2 separate regions of the Homo sapiens genome follow, and region 2 is linked to region 1. A link is a loop called in an ENCODE intact Hi-C map of the cell type or tissue named here. Cell type or tissue: CD4-positive, alpha-beta T cell. All regions are shown on one strand.

Evidence for each region. A loop is a pair of places that touch in the nucleus more often than their neighbours do. Peaks named below come from ENCODE experiments on the same cell type or tissue, not always from the same donor. Only the 100,000 strongest peaks of a DNase experiment are listed, where the experiment ranks them.
Region 2: it touches region 1 in a loop (5-fold over the local background); 2 of 110 quality-filtered maps call a loop at or near these places.

The regions. Positions count from the first base shown.
Region 1 is chr4:120,870,194-120,874,193 of GRCh38, forward strand. All of the region lies in intron 2 of PRDM5 (PR/SET domain 5), which reads right to left. Among named protein-coding and RNA genes, the nearest start is that of PRDM5, 51 kb to the right of the region's middle. In CD4-positive, alpha-beta T cell, no CTCF peak of the experiment used is centred here; no DNase peak of the experiment used is centred here.
Region 2 is chr4:121,050,366-121,054,365 of GRCh38, forward strand. The region is part of intron 1 of NDNF (neuron derived neurotrophic factor); the gene reads right to left. Among named protein-coding and RNA genes, the nearest start is that of NDNF-AS1, 19 kb to the right of the region's middle. In CD4-positive, alpha-beta T cell, no CTCF peak of the experiment used is centred here; no DNase peak of the experiment used is centred here.

The DNA of each region.
Region 1 (4,000 bases):
TGATTCACCAGGCACATCCCAACCACATTAAGGTTTCTGAGAGCCATATGATGATTTTATGACCTCGAGTGAAAGAAATACAAATATTTAAGTCTTCTATTACTCCAAAAATCATTAAGCAACTACATGTTAAGCACTACACTAGGCACTAGGACACACAAACAAAAGACTCTGCCCCATTTTATTTCATTCGATAAACATTGTTTGCACTAATAAAGATCAACATCTAGGACCTGCTTGGAAAGAGCTCACAGTCTAGTGGGAGGTGGGGGAACAGCCACCTAGTGGGGGGTGGGGGAAAAACCTCACCTGCCTGACCTGCCTTGGGTATTCAGAGAATAGCAGGGAGAGGCCCCTAAGCCAGCCCAGGAAAAATAATGAGTGAGTACGGATGAGAAAAGAGCTGACAGTCCAAGTAAAGGGACCAGCAAGAGGAAAGGCACATGTGTGAGTGTGAATTAAACGTGAAGCTGTAAAGAGTCAAGTGTGAGGCAGGAAACTCTGAAGAACAAGGTTCAGAGAGGTTTGCAGTGGGTCAGACCTTGGGCTCCGTGTGACATTTGGTGGCAGTGTGGAGCGGACGGTAGCTCAGCATCACCCCTGAGTGGATTCTCAGCAGTCAGGACAGAGTTTCAGATTCCTCCTAAGAAGGAGATTTATTCAGAGTCTAGGTAGGGTTGAGCCTGGGCAGGCAAGAATGACCACCTACTATATGTTAGAGGTTTTGCCTCTGGAACTATGTTTTGTCTACCTTCTCCTACTCTCTTGTGCACAGAATATAGATTCATCTTGCCAGATTTCCCCTCCAGTAGAAGACTATACTTTACAGCCATGCTCCCGCCATCATCCAGCCTATCCTTGAACACCTCCCTCTCCACATGGGAAGAGGGAACTCTCTAGGCTGTGAATCAGCAGGTTTCACAGTTGTACCCTTCTGCCTGCCAGAAAGTTTTTCCTCAGGTTGATTAGAAACACACTTCTCTCTAGTTCCACATAATGTTTTGTTGTTGTTGTTGTTGTTCTGTCATCGAACAGGAAAGCTAAGCCTTCACCGTCTTCCACATGACACCACTTTAAATCATATGAAGACAACTATCTGCTTCTGTTCTTCCTCAGGTTGAGCCCTAGTTCCCTCACTGACTGACAGGTCACAGCTTCCAGACCCTTTCTGGGTATGGCTCCCTGTGGCACGTCAGATGTTTATCAACTTCCAGGTCTGTGTCTAACAGGCAGATGTTGACACGACCCTCCTGATATGGTCTGACCAGTACACAGTACCAAAGCACTATTCTCTCCCTGTAATCTGACCACTCTACTTCTTTTATTGCATTCTGAGTTTTTGTTATTGCCACCAAATAATATTGCTAACCAAAATGTCCGTATAAAATCAAGTAAGATATTTGCATATAGGTCAATATTAAGTCTAGTATCCTCCATCGTAAACTTAAAAAATTACTCTGAATTTCATCATATATGCATTTAATCCATCACTCTAGTTACTAAAAGCTTTTTGAATGCTAAGTATCTTAAAATATTATCGATCCTTCAAATACATTAGGGTGGCTACTGTTTCAAAAAAAAAAAAAAGAAAGAATTGGTGAGAATATAGAGGAATTGGAACTTCTGTGCCATGTTGATAGGATTGTAAAATAGTGCAACTGCTATTGAAACAGTACAGAGCCAGGTGCGTGGCTCACGCCTGTTATCCCAACACTTTGGGAGGCCGAGGTGGGCAGATCATGAGGTCAGGAGTTCGAGACCAGCCTGACCGACATGGTGAAACCCCATCTCTACTAAAAATTCAAAAATTAGCCAGGCGTGGTGGCACACGCCTGTAATCCCACCTACTCAGGAGGCTGAGAAAAGAGAATTGCTTGAACCCGGGAGGCGGAGGTTGCAGTGAGCTGAGATCACGCCACTGCATTCCAGCCTGGGCGACAGAGCAAGACTCCATCTCAAAAAAAAAAAAAAAAAAAAAAAACCTGTACAGAGGTATGATCCAGCAATTCCACTTCTGGGTGTAAATCCAAAATAATTCAAAGTGGGATCTCACAGAGATATTTGCAGACCCATATTCACAATAACCAAGAGGGAGAAGCAACTCAAATTTCCACTGAGGAATGAATGGATAAACAACATGTGGTATATACACACGAGGGATTACTATTCAGCCTTAAAAAGGAAGGAAATCCTATTGCACACTACAGCACAGAAGAATCTTAAAAACATTATGCCAAATGGAATAAATCAGTCATGAAAAAGGACAAATGCTGTATGATTATACTTATATGAGGCATCTAAAGTAGCCAAATCCTTAGAGGCCGAGGCAGGAGGATGACTTGAGGCCAAGAAATTGAGACCAGTCTGGGCAACATACCCTAATCTCTACAACAAAAATAAAAGATAAAAAATTAGCCAGTGGTGGTGGTGCACACTTGTAGTCCTAGCTACTTGGGAGACTGAGCTGGGAGGATGGCTTGAGCACAGGAATTTAAGGCTGCAGTGAACTATGATCGCACCACTGTACTAAAGCCTGGGTGACACAGTGAGACCCTGTCTCTAAAAAAATAAATAACTAAAGTAGTCAAATTCCTAGAATTTGAAAGTAGCATGGTGATTACCAGGGGCAGGGGGTAGTGGGGAGGTGAGATGTTTAAAGGATATAGAGTTTCCGATCTGCAAGATAGAAAAGTTCTGGAGATCTGCTTGATAACAATGTAAATATACTTAACACTACTGAACTCTACACTTAAAGTGGTAAGTGGACAGTTAAGATGGTAAATTTTATGTTATGTGTTTTTACCATATTTTTTATTTTATTTTTTTGAGACAGAGTCTTACTCCATCACCCAAACTGGAGTACAGTGGTTCAATCTCTGCTCACTGCAACCTCTGCATCATGGGTTCAAGCAATTCTCATGACTTAGCCTCCCAAGTAGCTGGGACTACAGACATGTGACACCATATCTGGCTAATTTTTGTATTTTTTTGGTAGAGGCAGGATTTCACCATGTTGGCCAGGCTGGTCTCGAACTCCTAACCTGAAGTGATCTACCCATCTCGGCCTCCCAAAGTGCTAGCATTACAGGCGTGAGCCACCACGCCCTGACCACAATTTTTAAGAAGAGAAAAAAACAGTATCTATCCCCTCCCTTCACTCTAGTTGTACAGACAGTGGGCTCAAGATATGTGCTCAATTTTCATGAGTCTTTGATAGAAATAATTGAACAGGAAGAGCCAAGACAGAGCCTGCTTTTCAATTAAAATTCAACACTCCGGCTATAAGTGGCCAACTATCCATCAGTACTTCAAAGTTTACTATCACACAATCCACATTTCTTCACCTCCCACAAAAATTTACAATAGTCATTGTCAAACATTTCACTCAAATCAAAAGTCATTATATCTATTGGACTCTCCTGGGTTTACATGACCATTAAAAACATCCTACAGATTTCTCATGTTTACCAGTGTTCTGAATACTCTCCAACAATATGTCGGTTATTTCATTCCAAAATTTTGTAACTGAAGAACTTCATAATTTCCAAAATCTACTTTTTCCCCACTAGGGGCTTCATTTGCCTTTATTTGCCATGATTTCTCAAAAAATAATAGAAAGTTTCTGCAAGAAAAGGTACTTATTTTTTCAGCACCCATGTATATAATTTTTCTGGGATAGTAGATAGAAACTATTAAATAGCTGTTTTTTTATTAGCTCCTCATGCATTTTGGGCTATTATGTACACTTTATTAAATGTTTATCCAGTTTTTTTATTTAATTGACACATAATAATTGTACATATTTATGGGGTATGGTGTGCTATTTTCATACACATATATTAATGTGTAATGATTAAATCAGGGTAATTAACATATACATCACCTCAAACATTTATCTGATATTTGTGTTTAGAATATTCAAAATGCGCCCTTCTAGCTATTTGAAAGTATACAATATACTGTTGTTTATTATAGTCCCTCTATAGTGCTACAGAACACT
Region 2 (4,000 bases), 180 kb after region 1:
TTTTGTTACTTCTAGGTAGGCAGAGCTTATCTAGATTTAAACTTTACATTAAATAACATCAATCAGAGTTTCACTTTAAGCACTTTCTTTTTTCATGGCCATCTGGTGGATGATGTAGGAAATGTGTTTGCACAGCAACAAATCTTGCTATCTTTCTACAATTGAGGCTTTAGTTCAAACATAAGCTGAAAGTTGCTAGGATAATTCCAAATATTTTTATTTTGCTTGGCAGATCAACTTGGTTGCACAGTATCCACAACCCAAAAGAACTTGGTAGTGTTACTCTGATACTGAAAAAATTGACTTTGTTTCAATTGAAAAGTTCTAATGAATAAAAGATATAGATGCAATCTATAATTCTGCTATTTTTGTGTTGTCAAAGGCCTTCTTCACATTTGGCACAAGTCCTCAGATCCTGCTAAAACTGAGGTGAGAAAATAAAAATGACCTAATGATTTGATACAACTCAATCTTTAGAAAATAGATTATTGGTGATATGAGATTTTTCTTTGGAATGCCAATATCCTACAGGGGAAATAAAATTGTCCAAAGGTTAACCATATAGTCTATACTTACAAAGGTAGAGATGGGTTTGGATAATCCAAAGTAAATAACTAGTTTATATGGTGTATGAATATATACACACACATATTTTTAGATCAAAAATGTGGAAACATTATGAGTTCAATCAGCTGATATTGGAGTTAAGGCAAATAAGTAGTAGTCCCCAAAGAGGAAACTTTTAAATATAAAAATGGAACATCTGCTGCCCACTTTCTTGCGAGCAGGTAAATACTATACAACCCAAGAGATATGGAGAAGGGATTCTTTCTAATGTTTTAGGACTATGGTGATGGGAACTTGCTTCTCCCCTTCATTTCCTCCAGTTTTAAAGAAAATGTCAGTGAATAGATTTAAAGCGTTTTTATTGTTCTGCAAGGAGTAGGGAGTGGAGCACATGATGGATAATTGAACATGTACAGACAATTCTAAGCCTTTCTTTAGCATTAATTTAAACTTCATATTCTATGGAACTTTTAGATAAAATAAACTGTCCAACTGACCTGGCATATCTTTTTCCCACAAACCTGTGGAAATGCTTGTAAATTATAAAATGGTCAATGGTAAGCAAAGTAAAAATTTAAAGGGAGTTTGAGTAATTCATTGTATCAATTAAATACCCAGAATTACCTCTATCATCACAAAAAAGCACAACATACCCTACAAAAATTCAACTTGCCCCAGAATGTCTATAGCAGTTCTACTGCTGTCATTTTGCAAAATTTATCTGCAATTACATAAGATCAACTAGTCAATTTACCCATCTGGGTTAAACCACTGGTTCAGTTAGTTAACATTTATTCTTTGAAATTGTATGAACAGTGATAAGAAATAAATCTGGCTAATTTTTTTTCCTTAAAAATCCACTAAATGGTTTTACCACATAAAACAATTAAGACTTTTAAGAGCAGACTCTTATTTCAACCACTAGAAAGCTTGTCTTTAATAGTTATAGACTGCTATTTGGCTATATTATCTGAGCAATTCAAACAATTGCAAATCTGGTAGATAGAAAGTTCTTTTGGGCTTTCATGTAAAGGTCCAAGGCTCTCAAAATAGAAGACGTGATATAAATTAATGCACTGTGACCTTTCTCATCACTGTAGCTTCCTCAGAACAGCAGCCAACAGCTTTACCTACCTGTGATAATATGATCAAAACAAATTCCTCCATCCCTCTATCACCAACAAGTTCTTTGCAGAAATGTATAAATGTAGTTGTGAAAAATGTCATCAAGCTCTTACACACTTTACATATTATAAAATTTAAGATCAGATTCATCACTATAAATATAACATAAAGTATAAAATTTGAAAAAATATATAGTATCACTGAGATTCGCTTAAAAATTATCTAATGTGCCTGATCATGTGCAGGCCACGAAGTTGAAATACATTTACAATGACAAAAAAGGATGGGCATTCTGATTTACTTGAAGCAAATGTATAGAGAATAAATGAAATCTAATGTTTAATTAAAGAGAGTGGAAAGTGCATGATTATAATTTGGCGAGAATAATTTCAAGGAATGGTCTGCCACAGAGATTTCTGTTATTTTCTTTTCCTTTCTAAATGCAAATATTTAGTCTTTTAAATTTCTATTTTCAAACTCAAGAGCATTTGTTTTTGTTTGAATCATCCATGTCACATTTGATAATAAATCTGAAGCATTTGGTCCAGGTGTAAGAAAAAAATATATAGCTTTAGTTAGGGGAAGAGCCGTGTGTCTGCCATGACTTGCTGGGCAGCAAGCGAAGAGGACTGCACACTTTAATACTGAATGTCCAACATGTGCCAGCGTGGATGTACGGATTCCTTCGAGGCAAAAATGCAGCAATCAAAAGTTGAATTCCCAAAAGGTGTTTTATTTTGTTTTCTTTTGCAAACAATGAAAATGTCTGAAGTTAGTTGTTCTTAAAAATCCAAATCTGTTAAAAATTTGAAGGAAATACAGCATATTATGGGCTGACATTTCCATACCTGAAAAGGGAGAAATAAAGCAGATGGAAGTAAAGGATTCCTGGTCTGCCCTGACGAGTGGTCTCTGGCACATGCTAGGTGAGCTCTCACTCTGCGATAACATGCCAACTTCTACCCAACCCAATGAAGTAGAGCCGACATTATGTACAGAACTCGTGCACTAAAGCTCTCTAAATGCAGGCTGTCAGTACACAGTGACATGATTATTAAGAGTTTTAGAGTTCATTATGTCAATAATCTACAGATTAGGGACCTGCACATGCATTTCAACTGCAATGATTCCAACCTCCCTTAGCACTTCTCTAAATGACTGCCAACTTTCCTTCTGGAAGGAAATTAAATTAATATAAAAAAGCAATGTGAAATTAAAACATGCCAAGGATTCGAATAAAGTTTCCATTCTGTCATGCGCTCCCTCTGAGTCTCATGATGCAGAGTTCCTAACAGGGATAACGTTAGGGCATTCTAATTTAAAAGATGGCCAAGCCTACACAATCAGAATTACTTCAAAGAGGATCAGATTTTAAAGTAAGTAATCTTGTATTCCCATCAATATTAATGCCAATGAGAAGAATAATGAATAACAGAACTGGCCGAAATAAATGTCTCATAGATAGGAGTAGTCTGTAATTCAGGAAGCCAGACCCATTTTAGTAAAGAAAGGAGTAGAACTCTTAAAATGTATCAGATGGATGGTTAGAAGATATGACAAAGTTCAAAAGCAGTGTATGGGAGAATGCAAAGAAAAACTGGAACAGAATACTAAATACCTTCTTCCTATCAAAATGTCCTCTATATGTGAAACTGAGATAGCTGGGATAACTTCCACTGTCTTAGGTGATGCTAATGATTCTTAGAATAATGAAAGCCCCAAAGGAAGGAATAATATGCTTGGTTGCTTTTCTTGCTTTTGTTTGGCAACTAAGCCTTATTTCCTGTTGATCTGCAACCAAATGAAAATGACTTCCTGTGCAACATTCCCCAAAGCAGTTTACAAACTGCATACCTCATTCTCTACTGAAATTTAGCTAAGATGGAGCATGGCAGCGCGCCAGTAGCATTCAGCAACAGCACGTATCAGCCTGGAAGGTGAGGCATGAATTGTTGTGGTCAATAAAAAAATATTGAGTCACTGCAGTGTGTAGCACCATAAAAATTTGATTTTTTATAGCCATTTATCCAAGAAGTTAACTCTTCAGTAAGTCACTCCATGGATTTCTTAGGATACCAAAACCTAAATATGGCCAAAAGAGCAAAAAATGAAGAGAATAAGAGTTTTGTCAAATATCGATGTCATACTCCAAACTCAACTGGGTAATGTGAGGTCTGAAAAAATATGTATCTTAGGAACTTAGAATCTATTTATGGGGCAAAATGTACCTGCCCAGCCAACAGAGTCCAATGTCAGCATTTCTACTCATTCATTATTTTTTTAATTCAATATCTATATAATACATTTT